Linked DNA regions of Homo sapiens: region 2 is linked to region 1. Evidence: chromatin contacts called from ENCODE Hi-C or POLR2A ChIA-PET data. All regions are on one chromosome and are shown on one strand. Each heading gives the region's core, a stretch centred on a gene start or an enhancer-like site at or near the end of the contact. The rest is flanking DNA. Distances are from core to core; before and after follow the strand shown.

Region 1 (7,095 bases), core at 4,098-6,597:
GGAATATTCCTAATGGGTATAAAGGAACTCTGCAACTCACTTTTGGACTTCTGGAATTTCTCTTTGGTTCCCTTTTTCTTTAGATTATTATTTCTGTGATATCACAAGTATTGAACAATAAAAGTATACTAAACACTGTGCTGTGTACTCACAGACATTATCTCATGTAATCCTCATAATCCTATGAGGGTTTTATAGAGGAAGGTGAGTCCTGGAGATAATAACTTGCCCAGTGTCAGGTAGCTTTCAGAGATGGGATTTGAAATGAAGTCGTTCTGACTCTTAGGTTACTAATCCTTAAGATGTATAGCCTCATGCTGTTTTCTCGCTTTCTTTCTACATACCTGATAATATTAAAAGCAATATGGGAGAAGCCAGGGTAGGATCATTTCAGTGGAAGACAAGGGTAGTATCTGGGGAAATGAAAGAATGGAATGGTCAGTTTGGGCAAATTCTGCTTTTAGCCTTAAGAATTTTTTTTTTCTTGAGACGGAGTCTCGCTCTGTCACCCAGGCTGGAATGCAGTGGTGTGATCTCAGCTCACTGCAACCTCCGCCTCCTGGGTTCAAGCGATTCTCCTCCCTCAGCCTCCCGAGCAGCTGGGACTACAGGCACGCACCACCACGCCCAGCTAATTTTTGTATTTTTAGTAGAGACAGGGTTTCACCATATTGGCCAGGCTGTTCTCAAACTCCTGACCTCATGACCCACCCGCCTCAGCCTCCCAAAGGGCTAGGATTACAGGCGTGAGCCACTGCACCCGGCCAAGAATTTTTTTTAACTTGAGTTTACATTTCTTATCTCTTGCCACCATTACATTGGTAGCTTTATAGTACCAGATCAGGGGCAAGTCTTGGGGGAAAAAAGCGAGATGATTTCCCCTGCGTTTTGGTCTAGATGCTAGATGTTAGGCTAGGCAGGAATATTTCAGACTGGAACACTGAAGTAGTAGGCTACTTGGAGATTTGGAACCAAAGCTACAGCTAATCAGTACTGAGTTTTGTGTAACTTTGTGTGGTATATGGACTTACTAGGAGTGGAAGTGGCCACAGTAGATGAATGACTGAAGATTTAATATTTTGGGATTCTGATCATCTTTCTGAAGATAGAAATTACTAACACATACATAAAGTCAAGGAAACCCCAAGAGCTTGTTACTTGACCAAGGTCACAAAGTAACATTTAAAAAATCATCTAAGTTAAACAAGCTCATGAATAGTTTAAAGTGTGTTTGTTTTTTTTTAATGTTCAATGAAGTACCTTTTATGTTGCCCCTCTCTAAAAGTTGAAGGCATAACATTAAATTGAACCTCAGGGAAGATACTTTCACTGGAGCATCAGAGAGAGTGGTTGCCAGATAGTGAATTGGTTTCTTTAAAAATGTTTATATAGTGTATATTTTTAATGTTCATATTATAAGACGTTTTAGGAATATTGGATCTGGTAGCCTATTGCCTCAGGTAGGGTCAAATACCCCATTTAATATTATATAATGTTTATTAATTATTAGTGTGAAGTATAGAAAGCTCTCACTTTCTTCTGTTGACAAGTGTGACATGGAATTTTACTTGGAATTCAGAGTTGGGAGAATTCTGAGAACTTAGGGACTGATTTGAGTAATAATAAAACTCCAGTCTCCCGTTTAAAAAAAAAAAAAAGAATTCTGAGAGCTTATTTACTACTTTTCCCAAACTTATTAGGATAACTTAAAGGATTAAAAAAAAAGTATTTTGGGCCTCGTTACAGATACACTAAATCAAAATCTCTATGGATGGGACTAAGAATTAATTCCTTCTTTTCACCCCATCTTTCTTCCTTCTACAAGTATTTTTGAGTGGCTTCTTTGTACCAGGCACTGTGTGCTGTTAATTCTGATTTAGTGTACATACACGCTGGTGTTGGAGAACAACTTATTTTTTCTGACACAGTGCAATAAACGAATTTTTCTTCACATTTAGCTGAAATCATACTCCCTGTATCCTTCACTTAACTGATTTTTAAAGTGAGTTTTTCATTATATGTACAGAAAAGTGTACAAATCTTCAATAACATAATTTTCACAAAATGAAAATTGCACGGTGTAAGCAGTACCTAAGGACCCTGAGTTGTGTTGCTTTTTCATCCCAACACTCACAGTTGTTTTCCCCTCACCATTCCCCACCCCCGTCACTATCCTTTTTACTGCATGAATTAGTTTTGTTTTGAATTTTATATAAATGGAATCATATAATATTAACTCTTTTTGGGTCTGGCTTTTTTGACTTTACATTATGTGCCTACGATTCCTTTATGTTGTATATAGTTGTTCATTTTATTCTGATTGCTGTCTAATACTTTAATCTATGAATACTCCACAGTTTATCTGTTTTGCTATTGATGGACATTTGCATTGTTTTTCCCACTTCTTGATTTTTATTCTCTGTTGTAGTAGTTCAGTGTTTATTCTCTCTTCTGTTTTATTAGTAACTTTGAAATAATACTACTACTTCTCAGGGTTATGATGAAGATTATATAATGATTTGAAAAATACTTGGCATAGAGGTAAACATTTGACAAGAATTCATTCTTTTCTCTTTACATAAGATAACCTTTCAAGCATTTGAAGACTACTTAAACGGCTCACTTTAAGTCTTAAATTCTCTAGATCAGCTGTTTTTTTATGTGGCCTACCTTCCAGACATTCTGATCATCCTGATCATTTTCTCTCCTAGGTTTATTTTATTGTGTCAGTATGTCTCCCACACTTGGAAATAAACCATAGAATCCAAATGTTGTTGAGCTAGTATGTTCTTATAGACCCTGTCTCTCTCCTCACACTGGCCTTCTATCAGGATTGCCTGAGATTGCTTAAATTTTTTAGCAGACATGTCAACTAGTCTCTTTTACATAGGTTATAGTTATCTAAAATCTCAAGTCCTTTTTTATAAGTATTGCTATTCAGCCAGATGTTTCCCAGCTTGTTCTCATGTAACTATTTAAAGCTAAGTAGAAATTTCAGTTTGTCATGTTTTTGAATCTTTATGTTTGATATACAGTCTACTAGCATTTTCATGTGTAAATTGAATACTTAACCTCCTAGATCCTTATCTAAGTCCCTGATATCCATGTGCTAACCAGTAATAGAGAACCACATGTTTCAATAGCAGAGACTTTTTCCTCTAGGTTGTCATTAATCCATTGATAGGCACCCTTGGCTGTGGTTGATAGTATTCTGCATCTAGTCTATCCTTAATATTTGTATGTTTCTTGAACAAATATTTATTATTAATCGTAGTCACCATTTACTGAGTGCCAGGCACTGTTTTAAGTACACATTTTTTACTTCATTTAAGCCTCCTGACAATGCTGAGGGGAAGACCATTTCATTTTACAGATGAAAAAATGTGCTTAGAGACCTTGAAACTTCCCAAAGTCACATAGTTTGTTAGAAGTAGACCTGGGATTTTAACTCAGATCTGCCTGCCACTTCAAGCCCATATCCTTAATAAACACTTCATTGCTTACTATGTGCCAGGCTTTGGGAATAGTGTAGTGAATAAGTAAACAAAATAGATACGGTTCTTGTCCTCCCAGAGTCTCTTGTGTGGAAAAAGAGAGGAAAACAAGCTACTATTATATGTTATAATAAATGCTATGGAAGGGAAATGCAGAATGGAGTGCTATGAGAGCACAAAAGCAAACAAACTAGATTTGGGGTGCAAGGGGGAGATAAGGGAACATTTCCTAGACCAAGTGTTGGATAAACTAAGTTAGCTAGATGAAGCCAGTAGGATGATGGTAGAGTGCGTTACCTGCAAGGCGTGGTGGCTCACCCCTGTAATCCCAGCACTTTGGGAGGCTGAAGCAGGCGGATCATTTGAGGTCAGGAGTAAGTTTGTATTACCTGTCATGGACTTTAATTGTCTTACAACAATATTGACTTTCCATTTGATCATTCACTGTGATGAATGTCATTAATATTAATAACTGTTCCTTATTGAGCATATAGTATATGCTAGGCCTTTTACATATATCTTATTTTCACATCAACCCTGCAAGGTTTGTTAGCGACACATGCGTACAGTGAGACTAACAGAGGTTAACTAATTTGTCCAAAATATTACAGTTATGGCCAGGCGTGGTGACTCTGGCCTTTAATCCGAGCATTTAGGGAGACCAAGGTGGGCAGACTGCTTGAGTCCAGGAGTTTGAGACCAGCCTAGCAACATGGCAAAACCCCATCTCTACAAAAAAATACAAAAATTAGCCAGATGCGGTGGTGTGTGCCTGTAGTCCCACTCGGGGCTGAGGCAGGAGAATCGCTTGAGCCCGGGAGGTGGAGGCTGCAGAGAGCCGTGTTCACGCCACTGCATTCCAACCTGAGTGACAGAGCAAGACCCTGTCTCAAAAAAAGGTAAAACAAAAAAAAAATTACAGTTATGGAGTAAGCAAGGACTTAAAAACAAGTTTTATCACATTTAAAAGCTTTCTGAAAGCTTCTTTCCACTGTGCCCCACAACCATTCAGTCTAAGCATAATATGATTCTAGTTCTATATCATTAGGCCATTTGCCCTTAGCAGTGGACATGCCCCTTCTATGTTCTTAATTCAAATATGTATTTTTAAGGAAGATCTGCTTAACTTAGAGGGTAGCTTTTTCCCTCCCTTTCCAATAGTGTCAGCCTATTTGTTTATGTTTTTAATTCTTTATAGTACTATACTTTTAAGTAGGTGCTTGCTTTGGTTATTGTCCTTGTTTTCAGGTGTTTTAAGCCTATCAGAAAGTTCCGTATGTAGCTGCACAGTAGTATTGAAGCAGATATGAGTCTCAAAGCCTTACTCCTTAGCTGTCTTGCTTTTGAAAAAATATAGAAACTAAAAGGGTTTTTGAGCTTTGGAAAGAGGTCAGTCACTAGCCAGTCAGGTTTCTGCAATGTATTCTGTGCTGTCAATCCATTGTGAACACTGATTATTCAAAGAAATAATAGTTATTTAGATTTAAAATATTTTAAGTTTAAAATAATAGGTTATTAAGATAGCTATTTATTAATGGCCTGATTTATTAAAATTAGTCATTTAAAATATTATCAAATAATAAAGCAGTGTCTGAATTATTTCTCCTAAATGTTCATTTGAGGCAGTAAGGTGATTGCCTGCTTTTCCTCTCTTCACTCTTTTTATAGGTATTGATGATATTGATGGAATTTGGAACATGAGCCATTAAATACCTAGAAAAAAATTCCATAGGGTTTTAGGTAATTGAAGCAAAATTAATATTGCTACTTTTAGTAGGAGACTATCTTATTTTGCCTTTGTGAGGCAGAATCTTTTTCCTGTTTGTTGGAGCCACTGGCCACCAGGTGGTGCTTTTTGCATTCTTTACAGAATAACACGACGGTTTTTCCTCTGGTTACTGTCAGACATTGTCATATTTAGCTAATTAAAATTTCCAATGACAAATATAATGTAGGAAGTTAGAACTAATATGAAACTTCTTGCTGTGGTAGATAGCTGTTCAAAGAAGGAAGAGTTTGTTACTGAATTTGTTGGTATCCACTGAGCTTTAGTGTTGTCTGCTTCCCTCTCTCTGATTCTTAGGCTATGGTGGCAGATAGTTTCTTGCAGTTGCCAGCAACTAGGTTCTCAGATTATTCGAGGTCCTCAGTATATAGAACCTTTGGACTTGTCCACCTCAGTGCTAAACATTTTATCTTTTATTGGGTGCTTATTTCAATGCCTTATCTGAAATTTATCTGAAATTGTCTCCTAGAATCTATATGGTTCCAAGAAAAAAAGTAACCTTATTTATAAGATTTCTCTTTTCTCCCTAAAAGCCATAGTAGAAGAATAAAAATGTTTGTTTGAAGTGTCCTTCCATAGGGTATTTTTCCTTATCGTTATCTACTGTTTTTATTACCTTTAGCACTCTGGGTGTCCAGCCAACTCATCTTAAGTTCAAGGAATCAGTATTTTGCAGTTTCTTCATTTTTGTTCTGATGGCTTTTTTTAAAAGTATAATCCCAGCTTGGTTCTGTTGTTTAAGGAGAGCTAAACTTATAATTTAAATCTGCATGATATACATATATTAAGTTTTAATAACTCACTAAAATTGTTTTTTAAACAAAGAATACAGTTTTTCCGGCCGGGCGCGGTGGCTCAAGCCTGTAATCCTAGCACTTTGGGAGGCCGAGGCAGGCGGATCACGAGGTCAGGAGTTCGAGACCATCCTGGCTAACACAGTGAAACCCCATCTCTACTAAAAATACAAAAAATTAGCCAGGCGTGGTGGCAGGCACCTGTAGTCCCAGCTACTCAGGAGGCTGAGGCAGGAGAATGGCGTGAACCCGGGAGGCGGAGCTTGCAGTGAGCCGAGATGGCGCCACTGCACTCCAGCCTGGGTGACAGAGCGAGACTCCGTCAAAAAAAAAAAAAAAGAGAATACAGTTTTTCCCCTTATGATTGTGGAGTACTTAAAAATCTGTACACTTTAATTTTTACTTTAACTGGTTTATATCATCCAGGAAACCAAAATACTTGTAGGATCCAAGAGGCTAGATTAATATATTTTAGTAAACACTAAGATAGCCATACTTATTGACCGGCTCTAAGTTAATGGGAACTGTAGAAAATTTTGCTCTTACTTTTGATCATTTACACTTGCCTAAGAATCATAGGTTTATCTCTAGGTCTCTGGTATCCCCCAAAATCAAAAAAGAGTGCCTGTCTCTTTGGAAAAGTTGTTTTCTTTGTCAGAGGCTGCAGATTCAGGAAAGGTATGAATTGAGTCATTTGAAGGAGGATGAGGCATGATCAACCCTCAGATCACAAGGCTTAACTTTATAATTTCAAGACATTAGAAGTCTGGTGGGGATTTGCATTATTTTTGCTGGTAATTAAAATGGCAATTTTATATTTAGAATTGGCTTAATTTTGTTATGAAAATAAATCAGTATAAAGATAAATATTTACTTTTTTCAAAATAGGTAATAAAATAGACTTGGAAAAGGAGAGACATGTTTCCATTCAAGAAGCAGAGTCGTAAGTACTGTGACCCTCCCATTCCCCATCACTCCCTAGTAGAAATCTTCCTCTTTATACGTTTTGCTTTACCATTTA
Region 2 (6,716 bases), core at 78-2,577, 90 kb after region 1:
AGGTGGGCAGGTCACCTGAGGTCAGGAGTTTGAGACCAGCGTGGCCAACGTGGTGAAACCCCATCTCTACTAAAAACAGAAAAATTAGTCGGGCATGGTGGTGCATGCTTGTAATCCCAGCTACTCGGGAGGCTGAGGCAGGAGAATCACTTGAACCTGGGAGGCAGAGGTTGCAGTGAGCTGAAATTGTGCCACTGCACTCCAGCCTGGGCAACAGAGCAAAACTGTGTCTCAAAAACAAAACAAAACAAAACAAAACAAAACTCAAGTACAGAGAATTAAACAGTGGTTACCACTAGTCAGGGTTGCTAGGAAATGGAGAGATGTAGGTCAAAGGATAGAAAATAGATACATATGCTGAACAAGTCTAGAGATCTAATGTACAACATGCAGACTAAAGTTAATAAAATTGTATTGCAGAAGGTGGAGATTTTAAGGGATTTCTTTTCCATTTTTCATATCTTTTTTTGTGTTCCTAGGTATGAGCATCTGGTTCACCCTCCTGTTTGATAAACTGAAGTCTAGAAAATTTAGTTTATACTTCTGGACTTTCCTTTTTTCATGTTACTCTTTAAAATTATTTTTAAATATATGACTATATTTTCGCTTTGAAATATTCAAATAAGTCAGAGGCATTAACATAGAAAGTTAACAGTTCCTGTTTCAACCTTTTCTCATCCTACTCTCCTGAAGTAGTCTTTGTTAATACCTTAAAGTATCCTCCCAGAATTTGTTCTGTATATTTCACACAGATAGAAACTTCATAAAAGTGTAAATGTCAGCATACTATATATACATGATGATTTTTCTGTGTGCATTGTCTGTTTCCCCATCCATTTAATCTGCCTCATCCTATAACTCCAGAATAGTATCCCCCAAAGAATGGATATCCCAGGATATATTTGATAATTTTCCTATTTGTGAATATTTAGATGCATACCCTCCCTTTCCTCCTCCCCTTCTCCTCCTTCTCCTTCCTCTAACATTATAAATAATACTGCTGTGAATATTCTTATGCATATTTTTGTACATTTATCTGTAGGCTTTAAAATTTTTCATCTCTGTACAAACAGTATAGAATTATCTCCCACCCTTTCTCAGCTCATCCTATCCCCATGTAAGCTTCTGTTTATATGCTGGTCTGATGCTTAACAGCTATTTCAGGAAAGGCCATCTTACTTAGGTTTTTGAAATCAAAACTTCCTTGGTGATCTTAATTACTTAAAAGACTGTTTCCTGACATAAGTCCATATCACAGTTGATTAACATAACACATCCGAGAGAGGCAGTAAAAGTAATGTGGAACCTTTATAATGTAGTGGCTAAGAGCGCAGTTTTCTGTTGTCAGACTCCTTGGGTTTCAGTTTCATCACCACCGGTTATTATTTGCCTCATTTGGGCAGTTATTTCACCACTTTCAGTTGTCTTATTCACACAAATGGGCTTCTCATCCCAATGATGTAGTAGAATGTAGTTATATAATCTGTGATTTAGGGTGGTTGTAAGGATTAAGTTACAATATAAGGAGTTCCTAGTGTATAAGTGTTCCGTAAATGTTAGCTAAAAACAGGAAGATACATACCTATTTACATTTATGAATGAAGGAGTGATAGACTCTGATAGTGCTTGTCTTGCATTGCTGACCCATGATATTCTGAAGACTAATATTAATAAAAGGTCTACAGAAATAGAATAATATACACTATTGACCAGACTTATATATGTGAAAAGTTCTTAGGTCTAGAAGTGACTGTTTTTTACTTATTTTCATAATTAAAAAAATTTTTAAATGGTTTGAAATGGGTCTCAAGAATGGAATCTCAATTTATAACATTATGTCTATGAAAAATGAGGCTTAACCTTAAATGTTTAAACTTACTTAGGAGTTAACTTAAGTCTCCCCTATATTCCCATAGGAATTTATTCAAGGATTATGTCTTTATCATCTTCATGTACTTTTGGTCTTTTATGTGCTTTTTACATATAGAAGCACTCAGTTAATATTGTGAAATTGAGTTAGTGAGTCATTTCTAGGAGTCTCCATCACTACTCTGTTTATTTTTGTTCTCATCACTGCTCTTTAAAATTCCTGTATTATTTCCCGAATTTCTATGCCATGGTGTTTCAAAAACACGCCAAAATGATCTTACAGTAAAAATGTGCTATTATGGGAATAGTTAGAAAGGATTGATTCCTCATTGTGTTTCATTTGTTCTTATTCTTAGATATTTTCAAGTGCATTTTCAATTCGAGCTCAGTATTTTCCTTAATGCTCATGAAAAAAAAATACTTATTTTTTTGATTTTTTATAGAGATGAGTTCTTGCAGTATTGTCCAGGCTGGAGTGCAGTGGCTATTAACAGGTGCAGTCATAGCACCCTACAACCTTGAACTCCTGGGCTCAAGCCCAGCCTCCCAGGTAGTTGGGACTACTGGCATGTGCCACTGCATCTGGCAAAAAATATAAATTTTAGGTGGAATTTAAATATTGAGACTTGTTGCAATTAGTCTGACATCTTTGTTTAAGTAGAAGATCAAGATTGTGATTATCACGAATCTGATAAACTTTCATGCATTAACAAAGCAGAATTAATTCCAGTTTATGTTTGCTTGATTGAAGTGCTGTTAACTCTGAGAGGTATTTTTTTAAATAATACATTTATATATGAAATAATCAGAAACTTGGCCAAGTATGATAAGAAAATATATCTTAATATTTTAACATGTTAAAATAGTACTCAATAGAAATTATGTGACTAACTTTATTTTTGCTGTTTTAGATTATATATGAACAAGAAGGAGTATATATTCACTCATCTTGTGGAAAGACCAATGACCAAGACGGCTTGATTTCAGGAATATTACGTGTTTTAGAAAAGGTAAGTTTCTAGTAAATGATTTTATTTAATAATAGTTTATGGTAGTGATTCATCTTTGGAGAATTATCAGAAAGTTTGAATTTCATGTGTAAGATACAATTATGTAATTGAACAGTAATTGTAAATTTAACACCGAAATGATGTAATAGTCAAACACACGCTCCTTGACTTATGATGGGGTTATGTCTTGATAAACCCATCATAAATTGAAGATATTGTTTATCAAAAATGCATTTAATACACCTAACTTACTGGACATCATAGCTTAATTTCCTTAAACGTGCTTAGAACACTTACATTAGCCTACAGTTGGGCAAAATTATCTAACATAAAGCCTGTTTTATAATCAAGTGTTGATTATCTCATGTAATGAATTGAATACTGTGCTGAAAGTGAAAAACAGTGTTTCTGTGGTTACCTGAAGTATGATTTCTACTGCATGTGCATTGCTTTTACACCATCCTATTACAAAAAAATCCTGAGTCAAACCATCATGAGTCAGGGACCGTCTGTACTTTAGATAAAATGACATGGAATATTCTAAAACTTACGTAGAAGTTGTAGCAATATAAATTTTTCATGATGAAAAGTAGGCAGAATTTGAAAAATCTATGTAACATTTTTGATTTACATATGATGTTAGCATATTTAAAATGTAGATATTTAAGAGGCTGAAATTTTATTTTGGGTTCAGGGAATAAAATAATTAAGAATAACATATTGCTGAATATTAAATATAGTTCATAATTTCTTTCTCTAGGATGCCGAAGTAATAGTGGACTGGAGACCATTGGATGATGCATTAGATTCCTCTAGTATTCTCTATGCTAGAAAGGTATTTAAGAAAAAAATGTGTTACTAAGGGAATGCCATTTAAAAAATAACAGTATTATCCATATATAATTCACATACCATAAAATGCATCCTTTTAAAGCATACAATTCAGTGGTTTTTAGCATATTTACAGAGTTGTGCAGCCATCCACCAGTATCTAATTTTAGAACATTTTCATCACCCTCCAGAACTCTGTCAGCAGTTAACCCCTCATTTCACCTACTTTCAGTCACTGGCAATCACTAATCTACTTTCTGTCTCTAAGGATTTGCCTGTTCTAGACATTTCGTATAAATGGAGTCATGTAATAATGTAGTGTTTTTTTTTGTGACTGGCTTCGTTCACTTTGCATAAGGTTTTCAAGGTTCATCTGTGTTACATAGCATGTATGGTCCTTTTGTTTTTGATGAATAATATTGTGTATACCATTGTTTTGTCTAATAGTGTATATATCACAGTTTTATTCATCAATTGATGGACATTTGGGTTGTTTTCACTTTGGGGCTAATATATATAATGCTGCTGTGAGCATTCATGTGCAGGTTTTTTGTGTGAACATGTTTTTATTTCTCTTGAGTATATACCTAGGAGTAGAATTACTGGGTTTTATAATTGTGTGTTTAACATTTGGGGGAACTGCCACACTTTTTCAGAGCAGCTGCATCATTTTCTAATCCAGCAGTATATGAGGATTCCAATTTGTCTACATCCTCATCAACACTTGTTATTATCTTTTTAATTTTAGTAAACCTAGTGGATATGAAGTTCTATTTGTTTCCTAGGGCTACTGTAAACAAATCATCACAAACTGGGTGGCTTAGAACAGTCTTAATTTATTGTCTCTCAGTTCTGGAGACTAGAAGTCAGCAATCAAGGTATTAGCAGGATTGGTTTCTTCTGAGGGCTGTTAGGGAGAATCTGTTGCCTGTCTGCTAATTTCTAGTAGCCTCAGACATTCCTTGGTTTGTAGATGGTGTCCTCTGTGTGTTTTCACATCATCTTCCATTTGTTCATGTCTATCTGTCTGTTAATCCCCTTTTTATAAGGACATTAGTCATATTGGATTAGGGCCCATCCTGATAATCTCATTTTAACTTGATTACTTGTGTTAAGACCCTATTTCCATTAGGTTGGTGCAAAGGTAATTGAGGTCTTTGACATTGCTTTAATGGCAAACACCGCAATTACTTTTGCACCAGCCTAACAAATCGAGTCACGTTCTGAGGTAATGGGAGTTAGGATGTTAATTTATCTTTTTGGGAGGGGGCGGCACAATTCAAACCATAACTGAAGTTGTATGTCGTTGTGGTTTTAATTTATGTTTTCCTAATGACTAATGTTGTTGAACATCTTTTCATGGGATTATTGGCCATGTGGTGTATACACTGTCTTTTGGTATCTGTGGGGTATTGGTTCTATTTGATGTAGCATAGTACTTGGTGCACAGCAAATTCGAGTTTTACCTTTTGGAAGTTTGTGGAATTTTTTTTCCTGAATATTTTAGATTCCAGGTTTGAATCCACAGATACAGAACCCATGGCTATGGAGGGCCAACTGTATCTTCTTTGGAGAAATGCCTGTTCTAAATCTTTTGCCCATTTATTTATTTATATTTACTATTTTTTTTTTTTTTTTTTTGAGACGGAGTCTTGCTCTGTCGCCCAGGCTGGAGTGCAGTGGTGCGATCTCAGCTCATTGCAACCTCTACCTCCCAGGTTCAAACAATTCTCATGCCTCAGCCTTCCAAGTAGCTGGGATTACAGGTTCCTGCCACCATGCCCAGCTAAGTTTTGTATTTTTAGTAGAGATGGAGTTTCACCATGTTGGCCAGGCTAGTCTCGAACTCCTGACCTGAGGTGATCTGCCCGCCTCTGCCTCCCAAAGTGCTGAGATTACAGGCTTGAGCCACCGTGCCTGTCCTTGCCCATGTAGTTATATGTCTTTTCTTTTATTTTTGAGACAAGGTCTTGCTCTGTCGCCCAGGCTGGAGTGCATGGTGTGATCTCGGCTCACTGCAACCTCCGCCTCCTGGCCCAAGCGATCCATCCACCTCAGCCTCCCAAATAGCTGGAACTACAGGCGCATGCCACCATGCCCGGCTAATTTTTGTATTTTTTGTAGAGACAGGGTTTCAGCATGTTGGCTAGGCTGGTCTCAAACTCCTGAGCTCAAGCAGTCTGCCCGCCTTGGCCTCCCAAAGTGCTGGCATTACAGGGTAGTTACTTGTCTTTTTATTGTTGAGTTGTAAGAATTCTTTATATATTCTGGATATAAATTTCTCATCAGATGTGTAATTTGCGGACATTTTTTCCCGTATGGTGGACTGTTTTTTCACTTTCTTTTTGGTATGCTTTGAAGCACAAACGGTTTTAATTTTCATGAAGTCAAGTTTATCTATTTTTTTTCTTTTGTTGCCTGTGCTTTTGGCGTGTCATATCCAGGAAACCAGTACCTAACTCAGGATTATGAAGATGTACTGCTGTTCTTCTGAGTTTTATAGTTTTAGCTCTTATATTTAGATTGGTGATTTTTTTTTTCTTTCTTCCTCCCTTTCCCTACCTTCTCCTCGCTTCCACATCAAGTCTCCATCACCTGAGTAATGTACATTATACCCATTAAGTAATTTCTCATGTATGGTCCATTTTGAGTTAATTTTTGTGTATGATGTAAGATAAGGAATCATTTGAACAGATTTTTTTATTAAATGGTTGTACTTCTAATTCTGTTATGTTTTTGTGCTTTTCATGTGTCTGTTCAATATTTTCTCATAATTTTTTATTAAAGATTTTATTTTTATTTATTTATTTATTTTTGAAGCAGAGTCTCACTCTGTCACCCAGGCTGGAGTACCGTGGCATGATCTCGGCTCACTGAAATCTCCACCTCCTGGGTTCAAGCGATTTTTCTGCCTCAGCCTCTCGAGTAGCTGGGACTACAGGCGCGCACGTCACCACACCTGGCTAATTTTTTGCATTTTTAGGAGAGACGGGGTTTCACCATATT

Evidence for each region. A loop is a pair of places that touch in the nucleus more often than their neighbours do. ChIA-PET counts read pairs that join two places held with the same protein, here RNA polymerase II (POLR2A). Pooled maps may share reads with other maps.
Region 2: a loop to region 1 is called in a pooled map, with 2.5 times the contacts of the local background. The contact joins two enhancer-like sites. A Hi-C loop is called at or near these places in 1 of 168 maps with a recorded cell type or tissue (A673) and 3 of 50 pooled maps. POLR2A ChIA-PET finds 5 or more read pairs at or near these places in 3 of 52 experiments (CD8-positive, alpha-beta T cell, OCI-LY7 and T-cell).

The regions. Positions count from the first base shown.
Region 1 is chr12:71,775,069-71,782,163 of GRCh38, forward strand. RAB21 (RAB21, member RAS oncogene family) reads left to right here. Exons shown (of 7, transcript NM_014999.4): 5 at 6,963-7,017. Among named protein-coding and RNA genes, the nearest start is that of RAB21, 24 kb to the left of the region's middle. Within about 2 kb of position 5,348, at least 4 of the 41 ENCODE cell types and tissues checked have a DNase peak (open chromatin) inside an H3K27ac peak, as active enhancers do.
Region 2 is chr12:71,869,290-71,876,005 of GRCh38, forward strand. It overlaps TBC1D15 (TBC1 domain family member 15), which reads left to right. Exons shown (of 17, transcript NM_001146213.3): 2 at 2,781-2,879; 3 at 3,640-3,714. Among named protein-coding and RNA genes, the nearest start is that of TBC1D15, 33 kb to the left of the region's middle. Within about 2 kb of position 1,328, at least 4 of the 41 ENCODE cell types and tissues checked have a DNase peak (open chromatin) inside an H3K27ac peak, as active enhancers do.